Linked DNA regions of Homo sapiens: region 1 is linked to region 2. Evidence: read pairs that join two places in POLR2A ChIA-PET (ENCODE). Cell type or tissue: PC-3. All regions are shown on one strand. Links, peaks and the distances in the headings refer to the core of each region. The heading gives the core; the rest is flanking DNA.

Region 1 (16,372 bases), core at 4,284-12,283, 170 kb after region 2:
TAAATGACCAGCAAAATTTGAGCAAATGTTTAACCCTTTTAGCTTCAGGGAAATGCTAAAAAAATAAAAATTACAATGAGATACTATTATACAGATATCTATACATTATATTATAATATATAATTATATTATAATATTATATAATATAATTATATATAAATTATATATAATATAATTATATAATATATAAATTATATATAATATATAATAGAATTATATAATATATAATTATATTCTATATAGAATATAATTATATATAATTATATTCTATATAGAATATAATTATATATAATTATATTCTATATACAATATAAAATATAATTATAATATATAATATAATTATAATACATAATATAATTATATATTATATACTTATAGATAATATATAATAATATAATTATATAATATATTATTATATAATTATATATATAATATAATTAATATATAATTATATATTATATAATTAAATATAATTATATTATAAATTATAATATAATTATATTATATATAATTATATATATAATTATATTATATATAATTATATATATAATTATATTAAATATAATTATATATTATAATATATTATATATAATTATATATATAATATATTATATATAATTATATATATAATATATTATATATTATAATATATTATATATAATTATATTATAGATTATAATCCATAATTATATATATTATAATATATATAATTATATGATATATTATAATATATTATATTATATATAATTATATATTATAAATAATATATTATATTATTTATAATATATAATATTATATTATAATATATAATTATATATATTATAATATATAATTATATATATTATAATATATTATATATAATTATATTATAGATTATAATTAAATATATTTAAATTATACATTATAATATAATTAAATATATTTAATTATATTATACATTATAATATAATTAAATATATTTAATTATATTATAATGTATAATACAATTATATAATATAAATTATATTATAATATATAATTATATATTTTACATTTCATATATAATACAATATATTACATATAATGATAGTTATATATAATACATTATATATAAATATAATTATATACAATAGAATATGTTATATATAATTATAATTATATATATTATAGATAATAAATATATTCATTATGTATATTATATTTTTTATATTATATATTTACTATTATTGGAATTATAATTTATTTTATGTAATTGTATATTATATATTATAATTATATATTATATGTATAATTACAATATATAATATATAAATTATATATTATATATGTAGATTACATGTTATATATAATATATGTAAATTATATATTATATTTATATATTATATGTAAATTATATTTTTTTCATATATTATAATATATGTAAATTGTATATTATATTTATATATTATAATATATGTGAATTGTATATATCTATATATTATAATATATGTAAATTGTATATTATATTTATATATTATAATATATGTAAATTATATATTATATGTGTAAATTATATATATTTATATGTATAAATTATATATTATATTTATATAGTATAATATGTGTAAATTATATATTATGCAAGTATATATAGCTTATATATAGTATAATTATACAATTCTATATAATGTAATTATATATTAAATATATGTAATTTATATAATATATAATGTGTATTTAATTTATATTATATAATTACATTATGTGTTTATATATATTATTATAGAGAGAGATAAACAAGAATCTCCATGTGCTCCCCAAACTGTCTCTGGGTTTCCATCTGTGGGATGCCTTTCCCAGTGTCCTAAGGATCTTGGAGAGCTCCCTTCTGTGGCTCTCTGCAGGGAGACAGACTATCCCTAAATACAACTGCCAGACACAGAACAAAACTGTTGCCGTCATGCCAGGTACCACGTCAGTATCTTCAACCAAGATTGGAGCTCTTCTGGGGTGCTACAGAAGCCCACGGGTAAGGAGTTTGGGAATTCTACAGAGAAATATTTGGGTCTCCCCTAATGCCACTCTCTTACATCTCATCGAATGGAAAGGTGGACACTGAGCTTACATATCCATGAGAGTTATAACAGAGTTATAAACAGACCTTAGGGAATTCCCTGTATCATGAAATGATCATGATGGTGATGATGCTGATGATTATTATTATTATTTTGGAAAGAAGGTCTCACTCTGTCAACCAGGTTGGAGTGCAGTGGTACAATCACGGCTCACTGATGTCTCGACCTCCTGGCTCAGGTGATCCTCCCGCCTCAGCCTCATAAGGAACTGGGACTACAGATGCATGCCACCACACCTAGCTAATTTTGTTGTTGTTGAGAAGGGGTCTCACAATGTTGCCCAGGCTGGAGTGCAGTGGCATGTGGTATGATCATGGCTCACTGTAGTCTTAACCTCCTGAGCTCAGGTGATCTTCCTGCCTCAGCCTCCCAAGGAACTGTGACTACAGGCGCATGCCACCACACCTGGCTAATTTTTGTATTTTGGGTTTTTTTGGTAGAGATGGGGTCTCACTATGTTGCCCAGCCTGGCCTCAAACTGTTGGCCCCAAGTGATCCTCCCGCCCTGGCCTCCCAAACTGCTGAGATTACATGTGTGTGCCCAGTCAACATTATTAACAATAGCAAGGATGGGAATAAAACAGAACGTGCAGTGGATGCTGTGAGTCTCGACCCAGAGTCCTGTCCATGGCCAATGCCTCCATCCCCCAGCTGCTGAGAATACTGACTGCTGACAGTTCATAGCTGTGTGCCTTACTGGAAACATCAGGATTACAGGACGCCAGGAATTCCGCAACACAGAGAAGTACCCCATCCTAGAATATGACTTTCTCAGGGGCATCCAGAGACCAGGCTCACACCTATAATCCCAGCAATTTGGGAGGCCAAGGCGGGCAGATCACCTGAAGTCGGGAGTTTGAGACCAGCCTGACCAACATAGAGAAATCCCGTCTCTACTAAAAATACAAAATTAGCGGGCGTGGTGGTGCAGGCCTGTAATCCCAGCTACTTGGGAGGCTGAGGCAGGAGAATCGCTTGAACCCGGAAGGCGGAGGTTGTGGTGAGCTGAGACGGCGCCATTACAAACAAACAAAAAACCAAAACAAAACAAAAAAACCAGAGACCAATGACTGTCAGATGCTAGAGATACAAAGAGAAAATTTACTAAAGAATTTACTTCTGCCTTTCACACCAAAAGAGAGAAATCTCTGGTTTCCAACACTTCCTCAAGACAGTGAACCCTTTCCAATACACAGAAGACTTTTACTTTAGTAAATTCTGGATTGACCTTTTTTTTTTTTTTCCTACTTGCTGGATCGCAAGGTGGAAGAATTGTGGAGCTTGCCCATCAAATTCTGCCACTGCACTCCAGCCTGGGTGACAGAGGAGACTTGGTCTCAAAAATAAAAATAAATAATAAATGTATACATTTTGATGGGTTTGGACATATGCACACACTTATGGTGCCACCACCACAATCGAGGTACTAAATATATTCATTCATGTCATGCCCTTTTCAAAGTACAAGGACCAGGTCAGGAGCAGTGGTGGCTCATGCCTGTAATCCCAGCACTTTGGGAGGCCAAGGCAGGAAGATTGCTTGAGGCCAGGAGTTCAAAACCAGCCTAGGCAAAATAGCAAGAGCCTGTCTCCATAAAAAAGAAAAGAAAAAGAAAAAAATGAAAAATTAGCTGGGCATGGTGGCATACACCTGTAATCTCACCTACTCAGGAGGTCGAGGTGAGCAGATCACTTGAGGCTAGGAGTTCAAGACCAGCTGGATAACATAGCAAGACCCTATGTCTACAAAAATGTTTTAAATTAGCCAGATGTGGTGGTGTGCACCTGTAGTCCTAGCTCTTCAGGAGGCTGAGGCAGAAGGATCACTTGAGCCCAGAAATTCGAGGCTACAGTGAGCCATGATGGAGCCACTGCACTCCAGCCTGAGCAGCAGAGTGAGAGATCCTGTCTCAAAAATATATATATTATTACTGTTAGTAAAATTAGAAATTAGATGGTAAATTAAACTTTCTAACATTAATTTTTATAGGTTATAAATTTTTATAGGTATGCATCCATCTCTGTCTAGATATTAAATCTGATTTATTCGGCTGGGTCCACTGGCTCACGCCTGTAATCCCAGCACTTTGGGAGGCCGACGCAGGTGGATCACCTGAGGTCAGAAGTTCAAGACCAACCTGAGCAACATGGTAAAACCCTGCCTCTTTTTAAAAAATTAAAAAAAAAAAAAGACTACATAATATGACTATGTGTTAGTAGATGAGTGATTAAATAAATTTTGGTACAGCAATTAATTGGAATATCATACCACTTATTTAAGACTTGGCTAAACACTCATATCTACCTGGAAAAAAGTCCATGGTCTGTTAATTTTTTAAAGTAATCTCCAGAATAATTAGTATATAGTATTATAGTATTTTTAAAAACTATTTTAAAACTCTCAATATAGGAATATATATTGTGATAAAATGCTTTTTCTAGTATTTATGTAGTAAATTATATTATTACATGTCTTAAGTTTAATTTTTTGTAGAGCAAGGACTATAGTAATGGTCACCTCAAAGTCAAATTAGAGAAGGGAAAGGGAGTTTTATCTTATTTTTTACTTTAATTTTTTTTTTTGAGATGGAGTTTCACTCTTGTTGCCCAGTCTGGAGTGCAATGGCGTGATCTCGGCTCACTGCAACCTCTGCCTCCCAGGTTCAAGCAATTCTCCTGCCTGAGCCTCCCGAGTAGCTGAGATTACAGGCACCACACCCGGCTAATTTGTTTTGTAATTTTAGTAGAGACAGGGTTTCATCATGTTGGCCAGGCTGGTTTCGAGCTCCTGACCTCAAGTGATCCACCCACCTCTGCCTCCCAAAGTGCTGTGATTACAGGCATGAGCCACCACACCCGGGAAAGGGAGTTTTGAATTGTGTTTTACATACTCCATATTTGTGAGAATGAGCATATATTATTTTATTAATTTTAAAAATCTAATTAAAAACTTTTAAATAAAACAACATTAAGAACTATGAAATGTAGGGGCCAACCCCACAGGGTCAGTGGGTTTTTCTCCCTGTGTGTGGAGACAAGAGATTGTAGAAATAAAGACAAAGAGATAAAAGAAAAGACAGCTGGGACTGGGGGACCACTACCACCAAGATGCAGAGACTGGTAGAGGCCCTGAATGCCAGGCTGTGCTGATATTTATTGGATATAAGAAAAAGGAGCAGGGTAAGGAGTGTGAGCCATCTCCAATGATAGGTAAGGTCACGTGGGTCACGTGTCCACTGGACAGGGGGCCCTTCCCTGCCTGGCAGCCGAGGCAGAGAGAGAGAGGGAGAGAGAGAGACAGTTTACGCCATTATTTCTGCATATCGGAGACTTTTAGTACTTTCACTAATTTTGCCACTGCTATCTAGAAGGCAGAGCCAGGTGTACAGGATGGAACATGAAAGAGGACCAGGAGTGTGACCACTGAAGCACAGCATCACAGGGAGACCGTTAGGCCTCCAGATAACTGCAGGCGAGCCTGATTGATGTCAGGCCCTCCACAAGAGGTGGAGGAGTAGAGTCTTCTCTAAACTCCCCTGGGGAAAGGGAGACTCCCTTGCCCCGTCTGCTAAGTAGCGGGTGTTCTTCCTTGATACTGACACTACCGCTAGACCAAGGTCCGCTTGGCAACAGGCGTCTTCCCAGCCGCTGGCGTTACCGCTAGACCAAGGAGGCCTCTAGTGGCCCTGTCCGGGTATAACAGAAGGCTCGCACTCGTCTTCTGGTCACTTCTTACTATGTCCCCTCAGCTCCTATCTCTGTATGGCCTGGTTTTTCCTAGGTTATGATTGTAGAGTTAGGATTATTATAATATTGGAATAAAGAGTAATTGCTACAAACTAATGATTAATGCTATTCACATATAATCATATCTATGATCTGTATCTAGTATAACTATTCTTATTTTATATATTTTATTATACTGGAACAGCTCATGCCCTCGGTCTCTTGCCTCGGCACCTGGATGGCTTGTTGCCCACAATGAAATATGAAAAATTTAGCACACAGATCACCATATGTTTCCTCATCTATAAATAGTGATAGATAGTAACACCTTCCTTATAGGTCTCTGTGAAAATATTTAGGGATAATGTATGTAAAACTGTTTATTACCAGGCAGGTTGGAAAGTAATGTCCCATTCATTTGTCCACTAGGATGGCCATAGGGTTTTTGGTTTTTTTTCCTTTTAATTCTTGAATTCCAGAGTCTTCAAATACATTCCATTGTTGTAAAGTGAATCATATTCACATTTTTTCCCTAGAGTTTAGCGATTCCTTTTGCATACAAATTCAGGCTGTATGTGTTCACACATAGATCTCAAATAACATCTTAATTTTCACAACGAAAAGCTCCCTTCCTCACCCTGTAGCCTGGCTCCTAGAAGCAACTTTTTTTTTTTTCTGATAGTAATTACATATTTGTAAGTTAGGTATTTATACTGCTTTTTCATTTATCAGCTTTAAACTATATTGAATTACTTTCTTCTCCGAAACAATTAGCACATAACTCTTACGTACTGTAAAACTAATTTTCCTCACCAAACATAATCATTTAAGGAATCTGGATAAATCAAAATTCAATGTTTATCATTTTATGACATCAATATTTACCATTTGTAGCATCTAAACCTTAGCCAGACATGTAACAAGTAGTATGTCATTAATAATTTTTTCTCATTTTTTCTTTTGATCTCTTAAATTTTAAAATTTCCTTTTTTATTTCTTCCTATGAATCCAACACCTATTTTCTCCACCAGAAATGTAGTTCTCTTTTCAGTAGATCCAGATGTGCACTAGACAATTAATCAGCTTTGGCTTTCACTTGGAGACATCCCTCCCTAGTCCTCCCTCCCCTCGTCCCCCTCTGGATGGGAGAAATATGCATACATGATCCCATTTTTGAAAGAAATTAGGAAGCTCAAAATCACACAAAAAGGCTGGGTGTGGTGTGGCTCACACCTGTAATCTCAGCACTTTGGGAGGCCGAAGTGGGGTATGACTTGAGGCCATGAGTTCTAGACCATCCTGGGCAACACAGACCTCCTCTCTACAAACAAATACAAAAATAGTCAGGCTTGGTAGTGTGGGAGGCCCGGGTGGAAGGATGGCTTGAGCTCAGGAGGTCGAGGCTGCAGTGAGCTATGATTGCACCACTGCACTCCAGCCTGGGCCACAGAGTGAGACCCTGTCTCAAAACAAACAAACGAAAAGCCACACACACACACACACACACACACGCCCTAAATGTGTGGCTATATCATTTTAACAGGCGGTGAATGTGGAGAAATGACTGAAGAAAACTTTAAAGAGTTCATTTTGCATCCTGCTACCTGAACAGTTTTAAAATCCACAAAAAGCCCTACACCCAAAAACTGACCTCCACCAAGTCTTGTCCTCTCAGCCTACTAGCTCAACCCCATTCCATGCCCCACCACTGCCTTATCTTGTCCACATACTCGCCCACCAAACCTGGTATTAACCCACAGCAAGATCCGCCCATCAAACCTAATGCCCGCCCACAACCTCGCCCCGGAACTTAGTCTCTGTCCTGACAGCCCCGCCCCCATGCCTGGTACCGCCCACGGTCCCGCCCCAGAACTTCTCCCCACCCCCGGAGCTGATCTCCACCCACACTCAGCCCTGCCTCCAGGCCTGGTACCGCCCACAGCCCCGCTCCAGAGTTGGTCCCCGCCCCCGGAACTGGTCCCCGTCAACACTCAGGCCCGCCTCCAGGCCTGGTACCGCCCACAGCCCCGCTCAAGAGCTAGTTCCGCCCCCAACCCTGCCACAGACCCGCGCCAGGACGACCCTGCCTCCGCGGCTGTCCCTAGCCAGGGCCCAACCTGGTTCTATTAATAACTAAGCAAACTAGAACACCTCAGCCGGAGGCTGGGGTGCGCGGCTGCTGCACCTGCAGCCTGAACCCGGGGGTCCTGACACGCCGCATTTTGGGCTGGGACCAGCTGGAGCCGGAAGCGGAGGTGCAGTGTGGCTAGCCGGAGACCGGAAGCGGAAGCGCGCTTGTGTCTTGTGAGAAGAGCCGCGCTTGCAGCGTCTGGGAGAATCTTTCGGTCTCCGCGAGAGGTGCTTCATTCCGTGAGTCCGAGTCCAGAGAGGGGCCCCAGCCGCGGGCCTGCGTCCCTCCCGGGAGCCGGGTTTCCGCCCCTGAGGCCTCGGGCTGTGCGCTCAGTTAAGCCCGAAGCTGCTGTTTCCTCCGGTGTCCGGGCCCCGCGCCCCTGTCATCCTCACTCTGTCGTCCTCACCCTGTCGCCCTCACCCGGGGCGATTCTGCGCCCCAGGGGACTTTTGGCTATAGTTGGAGACGGTTTGGGATGTCACAAAATGGAGGGTAGGAGGGACTGTGCTACTACTGTAATCTAGAGGGTGGAGGCCAGGGATGCTAGCAGCTCAGCATCCTGCAGCGCGTAAAGCAGCCGCCGCCAGCAAAGACTCATCCAGCCCCAAATGTCATTAGTGCCCAGGTTGGGAAACCCTGCTGGAGGGCATTAAAATCTCTGCAGTCCTGAATACACTGTAGAAATTATTTAGAATTCAGCCGAGTCCACTTATAAGGCCTAAAGTGACGAATTTAAAGCATCTGGAGTCACCATACAATCTCCAGCCAAATGAGTTAAGCAAGTCAGATGAAAACAGCTTTAAGCTTCTTGTCCCATTTTAGGGACCAGATGGCTGGATAGGAATCTGGTGAATTCAGGCACAGCCAGTAGCCTGGGTTCTTATTCTTTAAATCAATTTTTTTTAAGTGAATGGGGTGGTCTTTCTATGCAACAACTGTATTAGTCTCAGTAAATACATTTTACTATACGTACATATTACTCCCTACAAAAGGCCTCATAAGCGATTTTTGTGCCCTTTTTATTTAGACGAAAAAAGTATAATTCAAGCTCAGATTTGTGTTGAAACCAGCCTCAAGTTTCACCTATCCTCACTGATCCGTGGACTTCTGTATGATCAGGTAGGTACCGTGTAGAACCTGCAAGTTGCAAGACTCCACTGTGTAGAAAACCTGTGAATGGATTTTTCCTGTGTTCAGGTTGTAAACACAAGGACTCACTAACAGTGAGGGTATTTTTTTTTTTTTTTTTGAGACAGAGTCTCACTCCGTTGCCCAGCCTGGAGTGCAGTGGTGCGATCTCAGCTCATTGCAACATCTGCCTCCCAGGTTCAAGCAGTTCTCCTGCCTCAGCCTCCCAAGTAGCTGGAATGACAAGGGTGCACCACCACGCCCAGCTAATTTTTGTATTTTTAGTAAAGATGGGGTGTTGCCATGTTGGCCAGGCTGGTCTCGAACTCCTGACTTCAGGTGATCCACCCACCTCGGCCTCCTAAAGTGCTGGGATTACAGGTGTGAGCCACGAGTGAGGGTATCTTAAAAATTATTTGTTTGATGCCTTATATTCAAGAGAAGGATACTAAGGGGTGTGTGATAATGTGTGTCAAAATAAGTCAGTAAATACAGCTATATGCAAATCAGTACACAAAACATGTAAACACTATTTAAAAGTTTTTTTTTCAACCTTCCAAGACATCTCAATTTTTCTTTTATTTTTTTCTTTTCCTAACAGGCCTGCCAGCCTGTAGACTTATGCTGTATAATAAGGTAGCTGCTGGTCCATGCGGTTGTTTTAATTTAAATGTAGACCAATTAAGATTCCATAAAATTTTAAATTCAGCTTCTCAGTCGCACTAACCACATTTCAAGTGCTTGACAGCGACATGTGGTTAATGCCCCTATTGAACAGCAAAGATTAAGATCATTTCCATCATCCCAGAAAGCCCTGCTGGGCGGCATTGTTCTAGTCTCTTCCCATCTGTCCATTGCAATGAAGCCAGAACGGCTATTGTAAAAGATAATTTGTGGCCAGGAGCAGTGGCTCAAGCCTGTCTGTAATCCCAGAACTTTGGGAGGCCGAGGTAGGTGGATCACCTGAGGTCAGGAGTTCAAGACCAGCCTGGCCAACAGGGTGAAACCCCGTCTGTACTAAAAATATATAAATTAGCTGGGTGTGGTGACTCTCTTGAGCCTGGGAGGCGGAGACTGCAGTGAGCCAAGATGGCACCGCTGCACTTCAGCCTGGGCAACAGAGCAAGACTGCATCTCAAAAAAAAAAAAAAAAAAAAAAAAAGCTGGGCATGGTGGCTCACGCCTGTAATCCCAGCACTTCGGGAGGCCAAGGCAGGCAGATCACGAGGTCAGGAGATCGAGACCATCCTGGCTAACGTGGTGAAACCCCGTCTGTACTAAAAATACAAAAAAAAAAAAAAAGATTACCCGGGCGTGGTGGCAGGCGCCTGTAGTCCCAGCTACTCGGGAGGCTGAGGCAAGGGAATGGCATAAACCCGGGAGGTGGAGCTTGCAGTGAGCCGAGATCATGCCAGTGCACTCCAGCCTGGGTGACAGAGCGAGACTCCGTCTCAAAAAAAAAAAAAAAAAAAAAAATACAGCCAGGCACAGTGGCTCACACCTGTAATCCCACCACTTTGGGAGGCTGAGGTGGGCAGATCGCCTGAGGTCAGGAGTTCGAGACCAGCCTGGCCAACATGGCAAAACACTGTCTCTACTAAAAATACAAAAATTAGCTGGGCATGGTGGTGGGCACCTATGATCCCAGCTACTCGGGAGGCTGAGGCAGACAGAATTGCTTGAACCCAGGAGGCGGAGGTTGCAGTGAGCCGAGATCTCACCATTGTACTCCAGCCTGGGTGACAGAGCAAGACTGTCTCAAAATAAATACATAAAGATAAATTTGCTTTAGTCACTCGCCTGCCTGAAAAGCCTTTGCTGGCTCTCCACTGCCTCTCATGTTCAAACTCCTCACCACTCTTTATAATACCTTTCAAAATACAACCTTTCCCGTGCACTCTGGCCCCTTATTTGTCCACATGCTCCAAACTGTGAACTTGGCTTCCTAAGCAGCTTGCTTTCCTGCCTCTGCACGTGCACTTTCCACTGAGCAAGACCCTACCTCGACTCTCAAGACTCAATTCAAATGTTCTTAGTGTTTTTCCTTCCAAGGCTTCCCAGTCCCCTTCTTCCCAGATCCTGGGTTGGATGCCATGTGCCCCTCTGCCATATCACATATCACTCTGAAATGCAGCAGCAGGTCTGTGTGTGTGTCCTGCTCCCAGAAAGCCAGTTCTTAGATGACAGGGATCTTCCTCCCCTCCATCTCCAGCACCCAGCTGGGGGCAGGTATCAATAAAACGTGAATGAGGGGTCAACGTCGGGACCCTAGGGCTGCAGAAGGGATTTGAGAGGAATAACTGGGTGAGGAAATGCTATGCCTGGTTTGGACTTGGGAGGGAAGAGGGGGCGACCCACCAGGGGCTCACCTGTGCAGAGTTCTCTTCTCTACCGTTTGTGCAACACAGCTGCTGGAAGAGCCCACTCACAAACAAGTATAAATACATGGAACTGTAGAGAAATAATACAGATATTTGTTTTTTTGGTTTTTTTTGTTTTTTTTTTTTTGAGATGGAGTCTTACTCTCACCCAGGCTAGAGTGCAGTGGCATGATCTGGTCTCACTGCAACCTCTGCCTCCTGGGTTCAAGCGATTCTCCTGCCTCATCCTCCCAAGTAGCTGGGATTACAGGCACCCACCACCATGCCCAGCTAATTTTTTAAATATATTTTTAGTAGAGACAAGGTTTCACCAACTTGGCCAGGCTGTTCTTGAACTGCTGACCTCAGGTGATCCGCCCACCTCGGCCTCCCAAAGTGCTGGGATTGCAGGCGTGAGCCACTGTGCCTGGCTATAATACAGATTTTCTTGCATGTCATAATACTAAAACTTTCAGGCTTTTACATATAAGTACAAATATATAAACTTTTCACATGTATATGTGAATTTTGGGGGTTCTGTTAACACCACAGAGACCAGATGTCAGAGACACTTGGCAGCTATATTAACTGGAGGGTGGGGGCTGTGAGGCTGCAGGCAGGAATGGGAAAGAGCCTCCCATCTCTGCTTGGCTCCAAGTACCAGCGAACAACTGGCCTGTGGGGAATGGCTCTCCATTCAGTCCTCTCCCAATCCTTCTCTCCCCGGAGATTGGGGGTATGGGGGTCACCCAGGATAAATTCCCTGGGCAAGAGATCTAGAAGGAAGCCAGGGCCTGAATGCTACATCTCAATACAAATTCCTAGAGAGACTGAGTGGCCCTGCCTTCCATGAATAGCCAGCACCGTCCACCCTCTACAGCTCTGTTTTGTCTACCTGGCCCAAACTCTTACAAGTCTCTAACTGCAGACAGCGCCTGCCCCCGCCCCCACCAACCCCTCCCACACACACCCTTGACCACTTTTTTTTTTTTTTTCCAAATGGAGTGTTGCTCTGTTGCCCAGGCTGGAGTGCAATGGTGCAATCCCGGCTCACTACAAGCTCTGCCTCCCAGGTTCACGCCATTCTCCTGCCTCAGCCTCCCAAATAGCTGGGATTCCAGGTGTGTGCCATCACGCCCAGCTAATTTTTTATTTTTATTTTTTTAGTAGAGATGGGGTTTCACCATGTTAGCCAGGATCGTCTCGATCTCCTGACCTCGTGATCCGCCCGCCTCGGCCTCCCAAAGTGCTGGGATTATAGACAGGAGCCACCGCGCCTGGCCAGCCGCTTTCATCTTTGTGTGTATATACACACACACACACACACACACACACAGCCCTTCTTTTCTCATAAAAAAGGAAACATTCCATATATGCTATTTGGTACTTTTTTTTCCCCTTAAATTTACTGACGATAATAACCTCTATTGATATCTAGAGATCTTCTCTCTTTTTTTTTTAATGGGTGCACTGTAATGCCACAGTGAATAATCTTACACAACTTTTACATTTGTGTATCTTACAGATCGATTCTTAGAAGTTGCAGGAACCTAGGGTCTCTGATAGAAAATGGCTGGAGCTCTGCTGGGCTGGCATGAGAGTGGGGAGTGGGGAGGAGGAAATCAACTGAAATGAGGGGTAGTGACATCTGAGCTGGGTGAGGTGGAAACCAGGAGGAGGGGGTGGTCAAGGCAGATCACAGGCTGGAGAGGGGGTGACCGAGGCAGGGCACGGGCTGGAGGGGGGTGACCGAGGCAGGGCACGGACTGGAGGGGGGGTGTGACCGAGGCAGGGCACGGGCTGGAGAGGGGGTGACCGAGGCAGGGCACGGGCAGGAGGGGGGGTGACCGAGGCAGGGCACGGGCAGGAGACGGGGTGACCGAGGCAGGGCACGGGCAGGAGACGGGGTGACCGACGCAGGGCACGGGCTGGAGGGGGTGACCGAGGCAGAGTGTTCCCCCCATTTCTTCCAGGGTGCTGTCCTGAGAGCGCTGCGGGATAAAGGAGGAGCGTCCTGCTTCCCGGCTGCCCTGTTGCTGTCGGAGTCACAGGATGGCGGCTGTCGTCCTGCCCCCAACTGCCGGTGAGTCATGGGGTCCTGGCAGTTCTCAGAGTCCAGGCTTGAAAGGTCCTGACCCACAGCATGGGATGGGAGGGGGTTGGGCAGAGCAGGTGAGGCAGGAGTGGAGCCCCAGGGGCCCAGAGGTCCTCCGTGTCTGATCGGGCGGCTCTTGGGACTTGGGACTTAGGCATTTGGGTGTCTGTGGATGTCACCTGTGTGGTGAATGTGCTGGAGCTTTTGAATTCTCCCTTCAGTTCTTTCTGTGAACCTGATAAAAACACAGTGACGCCCTCGGAACTTCAGTTTCCTCATCTGTGAAGTGGGAATAATCCCTTCCCCAAGTGCAGTCAGACCTTAAGCCCTGTTTCCTGGCGTGGATGCGGCAGGGCCATGCTCTGGTTTCCTTGGATTGCTGTGGGTTGGTGTTTGCTTGGAGTAGAGGTGGATGCTTTGTGGGTGACTGTGTATGCATGGGGACCTGGTCGATCGCAGGCAGGTGGGGAAGCCTCCAGATGTGTGAGTGGACACAGGGCAGGTGTGGATTCCTGGTACTCATTTCTCCTCCTCCAGCTCTGTCTTCCCTGTTCCCAGCCTCTCAGCGAGAAGGACACACAGAGGGCGGAGAGCTGGTTAATGAGCTCCTGAAAAGCTGGCTAAAGGTGAGTCGGATGTTCCTTTTTCCAAATCATGATTCCTTCAGCCAGAAGGTTGGACTTGATGCCTTTCAGTGGCCTGGAGCCCCACGGCCAAACTTGTTCCTCAGGCATCCCAGGGTCTCTGAGTGAGGGCTGCCCAGAAAATGTCAGTGTGTGTCAACGTTTACTGCAGGTTCAGAGCTCCCTCCAGAGTCCCTGAGTACATCATGTGCTCCTGAGAGTTTTAAGGGAAAGCCAAGTAAAGACGTGATGATGTTCTAAACCCAAGCAATTAATAAAGGCCATACGGAAATCATTCATTCACTTACCAAGTATTTCTCTGATTTCTGCCATGTCACGGGCCCATGATCCCCTGGAGACTGAGGGAAATAAGATCATAGGAGCTCCCAGTTTGAGTGAGAAAAGACAGCTGCTCTGCGGTACTGTGCGCTGGACCTGGGAGTAGCCTAAGGAGACAAGCATTGAGGGCTGAGCTCAGAAGCCAGGGAGAAGAGCTCAGAACCTCAGGAGAGGAGCTCAGAATCCCCCCACATCTCGTGCTCAGGTTTCCCCAGCCCTGGCTCTGTTCTCCTGGCCCCTCTTCCTGTGCACATTGGTGGGGGTGGTCCTTGGCTAAGCCGTGATGTTTGCAATGCTTTAGGGCTTGGTGACCTTTGAGGATGTGGCCGTGGAGTTCACCCAGGAGGAGTGGGCATTGCTGGACCCTGCCCAAAGGACACTGTACAGGGACGTGATGCTGGAGAACTGCAGGAACCTGGCCTCACTGGGTAAGCCTAATGTCATTCCTGCATTTATTTAATGACTCAGGAAGTCAGTCTTTTTTTTCTTTTTTTAAATTGAGGTAACACAGGACACAAAAGTCACCATTTAAACTATTTTAAAGTGTCCAATTTGGTGGCTTTTCGTAGGTTCACAGTGTAGTACAGCCATCACCACTAATTCCAGAACATAGTTGTCACACCAAAAATAAGCCCCATAGTCATGAAATGGTCTCTCCCCAGTTCTCCCTCCTGAACATCTTGGCAGGCACTAATCTTTCCGTCTCTATAGATGTGTCTCTTCTTTTTGAGGGGGTTGTTTTTAGACAGTGTCTCCCTCCGTCACCCAGGCTATAGTGCAGTGGCGTGATCCTGAGTAGCTGGGACCACAGGTGCGGACCACCACGCCCAGCTAATTTGTTTATTTTTTGTAGAGACAGGGTCTTGCTATGTTGCCCTGGCTGGTCTCAAACTCTTGGGCTCAGGTGATCCTCCTGCCTTAGCTTCCCAAAGTGCTGGGATTACAGATGTGAGCTACCATTCCTGGCCCAATTCTTGACATTTTATATAAATGAAATCATACAAAATGTGGTCTTTTGTGTCTCACTTTTTGCTTAGCATAATGTTTTCTTTCTTTTTTTTTTTTTTTTTTTTTGAGATGGAGTTTCACTCTGTTACCCAGGCTGGAGTGCAGTGGTGTGATCTCAGCTTACTGCAGCCTCCACCTTCCAGGTTCAATCTGTTCTCCTGCCTCAGCCTCCTCAACAGCTGGGACTAAAGGCATGCGCCACCACACTCAGCAAATTTTTGTGTTTTTAATAGAGATGGGGTTTCACCATGTTGGCCAGGCTGGTCTTGAACTCCTGGCCTCAAGTGATCCACCCACCTCAGCCTCCCAAATTGCTGGGATTACAGGGATGAGCCACCACGCCTGGCCGATGTTTTCAAAGTACAGCTGTGTTGTAGCACATAGCAGAACTTCATTCTTTTTATGGTTGAATATTATTCCGTTATGTGTATATACCACTTTTTATATATCATTTCATCAGCTGATGGAAATTTAGCCTGTTCTCATCTTTTGGCTATTGTGGGTAGTGCTGCTATGATCATTCATATACAAGATTTTGCTTGAGCACCTGTTTTCTCTTGGGTATATACCTAGGAGTGGAACTTCTGTGTCCTGTGGTAATTCTGTGTTTAATGTGTTGAGGAATGTCCAAACTTTTCTACAACTGCTACACCATTTTACATTCCTACCAGCAGTGCATGAGACCAGCAACGTATTAGTTTCTCTGCATCCTTACCAACATTTGTCTCTTTTCCTTTTTTTAAAAAATTATGATAGCCATTCTTGTGGTTGTCTGTCTCATTGTGGTTTTTATTTCTATTCCCTAAAAAAAATGATGAGATTGGCCATCTTTTCTTGTGCTTGTTGGCCATTTATACATCTTTTTTGAA
Region 2 (8,000 bases), core at 1-8,000:
ACCTAGTCTCGGGTATGTCTTTATTAGCAGCATGAAAACAGACTAATACAACTGTTCCCAGTGTCTCTGTTTCCTGGTTCTTCTTTGGGCAACTTAGCAACTTGGTCTATATTGTGTTAACAGCTCATCTTTCACATTTTTTTTTTTTTTTTGAGATAGATTCTCGCTCTGTTGCCCAGGCTGGAGTGCAGTGGTGCGATCTCGGTTCACTGCAAGCTCCGCCTTCCAGGTTCACGCCATTCTCCTGCCTCAGCCTCCCGAGTAGCTGGGACTACAGGCGCCCGCCACCACGCCTGGCTAATTTTTTTGTATTTTTAGTAGAGACGGGGTTTCACTAGAAACCAGGCTGGTCTTGAACTCCTTAGGTGATCTGCTCACCCCAGCCTTCCGAAGTGCTGGGATTACAGGCATGAGCCACTGCGCCTGGCCCCTTTGTAGGACTTTTTCAAAAGGGCTTTATTGAGATGGTTGGGAAAATTTTCTCAAGGAAGTGATGTTCCAGTGGACTTAAAGGATGGATGAATTGATGTTACCCAGGCAAAGGGGCAGGGTGGGATAGGGCATGTCTGGTGGCCAGAACGGTGGGTGCAAAGGTCCTGAGGTTGGAAAGAATTTGGAGGACCGAGCGAAGGTGAGTGTGACTGATGACACAGGGCAGGAGATGAGATGGGGAGGTGGACAGGTACCTAGTCCCACAAGACCGGGTTGTTACTCTGACCTTGGTGGGTTTCAGTTGTGAGGGAGAGGGCTAGTGGAAGAGAATGATGGGAAACTTACAGCATTAAGAGACCACAAGTGATAAAATGCCGGAAGTCTGCATAGAGAAATGTTGCCTCTACAGATGAAAGAGGAAGCTGGAAATGAGAAGAGAGATACCATCTGAGGCCTCATGCAGGGAAGGGAAATAAACAAGGCACATTATAGGAGCAAAGAACGTAGATCTCAAAACCAAATGTGTAACAAAAACAGGGTGAATAATGTCACAATCACGATAATCCATTCCTTCTGTTTTTATGATACTTTTTAGTTTTTCCATACTCCTAATTGATGTTGGCATTATCGTTGGTTCCTCTCTTTTCACTCCTCACATCCAATCCATCGGCAAATTTTGTTAGTGTTGCTTTAAAAAAATCCTGAATTGCATTCCCTTCATTGATTCCCTCTGGGTTGTATCTACTGACATCTTTCACCTGGACAAGTGCAGTCACCCCCTCCTTGGTCAGTTTATTTCTGATCTTCTATAGTTCGTCTTCCAACCAGTGGCCAGAAGGCTCATGTTAAAACCTTATGTTGTGTCCCTACTCTGCTCGAAATCCTCCCATGACTCCCATCTTTCTTTGATAAAAAACCCAACTCCACTATTCACAATAGTCAAGATATGGAATCCACCTCAGTGTCCGTCAACAGATGAATGGTTGAACTCAATGTGGTCTGCATACACAACGGATTGCTATTCGGCCATAAAAAGAATGACATTCCACAATTTGCAGCAACATGGATGAAACTGGAGGTCATTAAGTGAAACAAACCAGGCACAGAAAGACAAATGTCACATGTCCTGACTCATAGGTAGTTGCCCTACTGTGCTACTGAGCACTCGATCTCATTCCTTCCATCTAACTGTGGTTTTTGTACCAACCAGTCAATCCCTCTTTATCCCCCTTCCCCACTATCCTTTCCAGCCTCTGGTAATTGTCATTCTGCTCTCTACCTCCATTAGATAATGATGATGATGATTTTTAGCTCCCACGTAGGAACGAGAACATGCAATATTTGTCTTTCTGTGTCTGGTTTATTTCACTTAACATAATGTCCTCCAGTCCTCCAGTTCCATCCATGTTTCTGCAAAGGATGGGATTTCATTCTTTCTTTCTTTTTTTATTTTTTATTTTTTTGAGACGGAGTTTTGCTCTTGTTGCCCAGGCTGGAGTGCAATGGCGCAATCTTGGGTCACCACAACCTCCGCCTCCCCAGTTCAAGTGATTCTCCTGCCTCAGCCTCCTGAGTAGTTGGGATTACAGGCATGAACCACCATGCCTGGCTAATTTTTTTTTATTTTTAGTAGAGACGGGGGCTTCTTCATGTTGGTCAGGCTGGTCTCGAACTCCCGATCTCAGGTGATCTGCCCGCCTTGGCCTCCCAGTGTGCTGGGATTACAGGCGTGAGCCATCACGCCTGCCCGATTTCATTATTTCTTATGGCTGAATGATATTCTATTGAGTACATATACGACATCTTCCTCACCCATTCATCCACTGATAGACACTTAGGTTGATTCCATCTCTTGCATGTACTTTGGATTTTGAAAGGTCTGGCTCTGCTGCTCTCCAGCAGATGTGGTTGTGTGTCTTTGGGTAAGTCACTCAACCTCTCTGAGTCATGTTTTATTTTCACATATGGGTATTGGGAATGGTGCCCATTTCCTGTGGCTGCTGTAACAAATTGCCACAAACTTGGTCGCTTAAAACAAAAAAAACTTACCTATCATTCTGGAGGTCAGAAGTCTGAAATGGGTCCCACTGGGCTAAAATAGAGGCAATGGCAGGGCTGCGTTCCTTCTGGATGCTGTACGGAAGAACTATTTTCTTACTTTTTCCTGTATCTAGGGTCAACCATGTTTCTTGGCTCATGTCCCCTTCCCCCAACTTCAAAGCCAGCAGTGGCTGGCCAGCTCTTTCTTACATCACATCACTCTGACAATGCTTTTCTTGGTTTCAGCTTTCACTTATAAAGACTCTTGTGGTTACATTCATTGCCCCTGGATGATCCAAGATAATATGCCCATCTTGAGATCAGCATGATTAGCAACCTTAATTCCATCTGCAACCTTAATTCCTCCTTCGCCATGGACCATAACATATTCACAGGTTCCAGGGATTAGGACATGGTCCTCTTGGAAGGGTCTGTTATTCTGCCTGCCACAAGGATGACAGCAGCAAGTGAGCCTCTTTCCTAGCACCTGGGAGCCTGCTCCCACCTGTGGTCTTGTCCTTTTGAAGCTCACAGTGTGGTGGTGAAGGTGGCCATGAAGGAGCAACTCACTGAAACAATCAAGCAGTCACGGTTTTGATGAATTCCATAAAAGAAGAGCTCAGGGAGCTGTGGAGGAGTCAGGGAAGGCTTCCTGGAGGAAGTGATGCTAAAGCAAGATCTGAAAAATGAGTGGAAGCTGGCCAGGCAAAGCAGAGGCAGAGGGAACAGCATGTGCAAAGGCCCTGTGGTAGGAAGGCTAGAAATGGAGTGCAAAGAGAAACTGACATGATGAGGCTGAATGATGTGGTTGGGTCTGGTCACTGGGGGCTTTGCAGTTCATGTTGAGTAATTTGAGTTTTATTTCTAAGGAGAACAAAGAGCATTATAGGCAAGGGGTGGAGGTGGGAGATCAAATGTGCATTCAGAGATGACCATGGTGTGGAGTAGAAGATTGTGGAGGACAATGGGGTATATAGAAATGTTAAATTCAGAGGAAGATCTGGATCAGGCATAGCCAAGGTGGTGGGGTTAAATGGGTAATTGTCAAATTATATTTGGGAAGGGGGATCAACAGGGCTTGGAGGCTTATTAAATGTGGTGGCTAAACAGGCAACCTGAGGTACAGACACGTGAAATCACTTGTCCCAAGACTGGATTGGCTAGGATAGAGTGTTGATTGTTTCCATAGAAACAAAATAACTATGAATGAAACAATGCAGATGTTTATTTTTATCTGTCTCATAAATCTCCAACTTGAAGATGGAACAGCGTCGTGGAACAACCTTGCCTAGGAGGTCATTCCATCTCCCAGGTGCCTTTTGCCTTGTTGCCTCTCCAATCTTAGGCGTGAGCCTCATCCCCGTGGTTGGAAATGGATCACCCCAGTCTGTCCATCTTCCAGCCCATGTGAAAAGGGAGAAAAAGTGTGGAGTATGCTCTTTCTTTTCAAGGGCATGACCAGACAGTACACACATCACTTCTATTCATTCTCCTTGGCCAGATTTTCACCAGGTGGCCACAGCTAGCTGCAAGAGAAGCTGGGAATGCAGTCCTAAACTGGATGGTTCTATTATTATAAGGAAGAGGGTGGAATGGATTTGGGGGAACAGCCACCATTCTTGGCTTTGAGGTTTGCTGCTGGAACTTGAACTCAGATCTGCCTTGTCCCGAAATTTGCAGTTTTCACTCTCACACTTTTCTGTCTAGTGCTTGGATGTTCATGGTGTGATCCATGGAGCAACAGAATTGGCATCCTCCAGGCACTTGTTAGAAATGCAAAATCCCCGGCCCCCTTCCCCAGACCTGCTGAATTAGTACCTGATTTTCCAAGATGTTCTTGGAATCCAAGGGGAGGCAGGTGATACTGGTCTGTGGATACTTTGGGTAGCAAGGATCCAGATGAGTGCTTCTCAAACTTCCCTGTGCGCACACATCACCTGGGATCTTGTTCAAATGCAGATTCTGATTCAATGGATTTTGCATTTCCATCTAACTCCCAGGAGATGCTTATGTGGCTGACTCACAGACCCTACTCTGAGTAGAAAGGGTCTAGGATCTTTGAGGTACATGGTTAAATATGATTGGTTGCTGTATCCGTTTCCTAGGGCTGCTTAAAATGACAGAAATTTATTCTCTTCAAGTTCTGGAGTCCAGAAGTGTGAATTCAAGGTATTGGCAGGGCCAGTCTTTCTCCAAAGGCTATAGGGCAGAATCTGTTCCATGCCTTTTTTTAAGGCTTTTGTTATTGCTGGCAATCCTTGGTGTTCCTTGGCTTCTAGACATATCACTCTGATCCCGGTTTGCACTGTTGCATGGCACTGTCCCTGTGCATGTCTGTGTGTCTCTTCTCTTCTTATAAGGACACCTGTGGCCCACCCTACTCCAGCACTACTTCATCTTAACTTTTATCTTAATTGCATCTACAAAGACCCAGTTTCCAAATAAGATGAAATTCACAGGTACCAGGGTTTAGGACTGTAACGTATCTTTTGGGAGGAACACAATCCAACCCATAACAGTCACCTCCACCCTTGTATGCTGGGTTCCCTTGCAGCCTCACTCTAATGCTCTAATCTTGTCTAAACTTTTCTTTATACACTGCCTAGGTAATAACTGTAGAGACAGTACCTTGTGCCCAGCTTATGCCACCTGCACCAATACAGTGGACAGTTACTATTGCGCTTGCAAACAAGGCTTCCTGTCCAGCAATGGGCAAAATCACTTCAAGGATCCAGGAGTGCGATGCAAAGGTGAGTTCATGTCCCCTCAAACCATCCAGCATTTGGTAGGAAAATCAAGTCAAAGCTGGCTGGGTATTGAATGTAGGTACTCCCCCACCCCCCATTTTTTTTTAAATCTGGTTTAACTATATATTTTAAGTGGAGTATTAGGTCATTTCTGTTCAAGGTTAATATTGATATGTGGGGGTGTTGTTACTGTCACAGCATTGCTAGCTAGTGTTGCTAGCAAACATGATTTTCTTCCTTCCTTCCTTCCTTCCTTGCTACTTCCCCACCCTTCCTCTCTTTGATCATGTAAATAATTCCTGGTCACTGTAAAATTTCATGGATGGTTGAGTTTCCTCACAATATGGTGGCTGGATTCCAAGGATAAGCATCCCAAGAGAACAAGGTAGAACTACATGATATTTTTATGACCTAGTGTCACTTCCACCATAGTCACAAGTATGCTCAGATTCAAGATGGGGACATACCTTCCATTGCTTGACAGAAGAAGTACCAAAGTGAAGTGCATATGGGATGGGAGATATTGTTTTAACTTTTTTTTTTTTTTTTTTTGCAAAATACAGTCTTCTATCTAGTATAAGTAAATTTGTAACTCCAATTCTCTGTCTAGATATTGATGAATGTTCTCAAAGCCCCCAGCCCTGTGGTCCTAACTCATCCTGCAAAAACCTGTCAGGGAGGTACAAGTGCAGCTGTTTAGATGGTTTCTCTTCTCCCACTGGAAATGACTGGGTCCCAGGAAAGCCGGGCAATTTCTCCTGTACTGGTAATGCTCTCAGGTTCCCAGGGATGGGTCTTGGGTGGATATCTATCAGTGGGGTGAGTTCATGTATTTCTGAACTGAGGCACCCAATTTCTTATCTGCTCACCCTCTTCCACTGCTTCTCAGATATCAATGAGTGCCTCACCAGCAGCGTCTGCCCTGAGCATTCTGACTGTGTCAACTCCATGGGAAGCTACAGTTGCAGCTGTCAAGTTGGATTCATCTCTAGAAACTCCACCTGTGAAGGTATCCATGACCATCTCTTTATTATTTACCTACTTAATTAATTAAGGGTCATCTCACTGGAAGACCATATGAGAAAGGGATTTTCTCATGTAGGGATAAGAAAATTGGGGCTCAGAGAGGTAAAAATATATAGTTGCTTATATCTTTTTCTATCCCTTTACTTTGAGCCTGTGGGTGTCTTTACATGCTAGGTAGGTCTCTTGTAGCCAGCACATGGTTGGGTCTTTTTAAAAAATTTTTTATCTGGTTTAACAATCTATATCTTTTAAGTGGAGCATTAGGCCATTTCTATTCAAGGTTAATATTGATATTTGAGGGTTTTGTTCCTGTCACAGCATTGCTAGCTAGTATTGCTAGCAAACATGATTTCCTTCCTTCCTTCCTTCCTTCCTTCCTTCCTTCCTTCCTTCCTTCCTACTTCCCCACCCTTCCTCTCTCTGATCATGTAAATAATTCCTGGTCACTGTAAAATTTCATGGATGGTTGAGTTTCCTCACAATATGGTGGCTGGATTCCAAGGATAAGCATCCCAAGAGAACAAGGTGGAAGTACATGATATTTTTATGACCTAGTGTCACTTCCACCATAGTCACAAGTATGCTCAGATTCAAGATGGGGACGTACCTTCCATTGCTTGACAGAAGAAGTACCAAAGTGAAGCGCATATGGGATGGGAGATATTGTTTTAACTTTTTTTTTTGGCAAAATACAGTCTTCTATCTAGTATAAGTGAATTTGTAACTCCAATTCTCTGTCTAGATATTGATGAATGTTCTCAAAGCCCCCAGCCCTGTGGTCCTAATTCATCCTGCAAAAACATGTCAGGGAGGTACAAGTGCAGCTGTTTAGATGGTTTCTCTTCTCCCACTGGAAATGACTGGATCCCAGGAAAGCCGGGCAATTTCTCCTGTACTGGTGATGCCCTCAGGTTCCCAGGGATGGGTCTTGAGTGGATATCTATCAGTGGGGTGAGTTCATGTATTTCTGAACTGAGGCACCCAATTTCTTATCTGCTCACCCTCTTTCACTGCTTTGCAAATATCAGTGAGTCCCTCACCAGCAGCGTCTGCCCTGAGCATTCTGACTGTGTCAACTCCATGGGAAGCTACAATTGCAGCTGTCAAGTTGGATTCATCTCTAGAAACTCTATCTCTTTATTATTTACCTGCTTAATTAATTAAGGGTCATCTCACTGGAAGACCATATGAGAAAGGGATTTTCTCATGTAGGGATGAGAAAATTGGGGCTCAGAGAGGTAAAAATATATAGTTGCCTATATATTTTTCTATCCCTTTACTTTGGGCCTGTGGGTGTCTTTACATGTTAGGTAGGTCTCTTGTAGGCAGCACATGGTTTGGTCTTTTTTACAAAAATTTTTATCTGGTTTAACAATCTATATCTTTTAAGTGTAGCATTAGGCCATTTCTGTTCAAGGTTAATATTGATATTTGAGGGTTTTGTTCCTGTCACAGTGTTGCTCGCTACTTGCTTTGTGATCTCAGTTGTGTAATTGCTTTATAGGATCTGTGAACTATATGCAAATATTAAGTGGAAGAGCTGGGATTTGAACTCCTGCTGAGGACCTACTATAAGTCAAACAATGGTATCAGAATATAATGGGGTGCACTTGTCTCCAGACCGATATTTTCCCCAGGGGACATTGGCAACATCTGGAGATATTTTTGATTGTCTCAACCGGTGATGGTGGGGAGAGGTGCTGTGTATGGCATCTGATGGGAAGAGGTCAGAGATGCTGCTAAACATCCTATAAT

Evidence for each region. Peaks named below come from ENCODE experiments on the same cell type or tissue, not always from the same donor. Only the 100,000 strongest peaks of a DNase experiment are listed, where the experiment ranks them.
Region 1: POLR2A ChIA-PET joins it to region 2 with 11 read pairs; 6 of 35 experiments call an interaction of 5 or more read pairs at or near these places.

The regions. Positions count from the first base shown.
Region 1 is chr19:7,061,585-7,077,956 of GRCh38, forward strand. It overlaps ZNF557 (zinc finger protein 557), which reads left to right and starts at 8,119. Exons shown (of 8, transcript NM_024341.3): 1 at 8,119-8,189; 2 at 8,978-9,069; 3 at 13,412-13,521; 4 at 14,071-14,159; 5 at 14,797-14,923. The coding sequence starts at 13,491. In PC-3, for the core only: no CTCF peak of the experiment used is centred there; DNase peaks (open chromatin) are centred at 7,757 and 8,087; H3K4me3 peaks cover 1,944 bases; H3K27ac peaks cover 676 bases.
Region 2 is chr19:6,891,320-6,899,319 of GRCh38, forward strand. ADGRE1 (adhesion G protein-coupled receptor E1) reads left to right here. Exons shown (of 21, transcript NM_001974.5): 3 at 5,079-5,222; 4 at 5,830-5,985; 5 at 6,109-6,228. Among named protein-coding and RNA genes, the nearest start is that of ADGRE1, 7.7 kb to the left of the region's middle. In PC-3, for the core only: no CTCF peak of the experiment used is centred there; no DNase peak of the experiment used is centred there; H3K27me3 peaks cover 3,997 bases.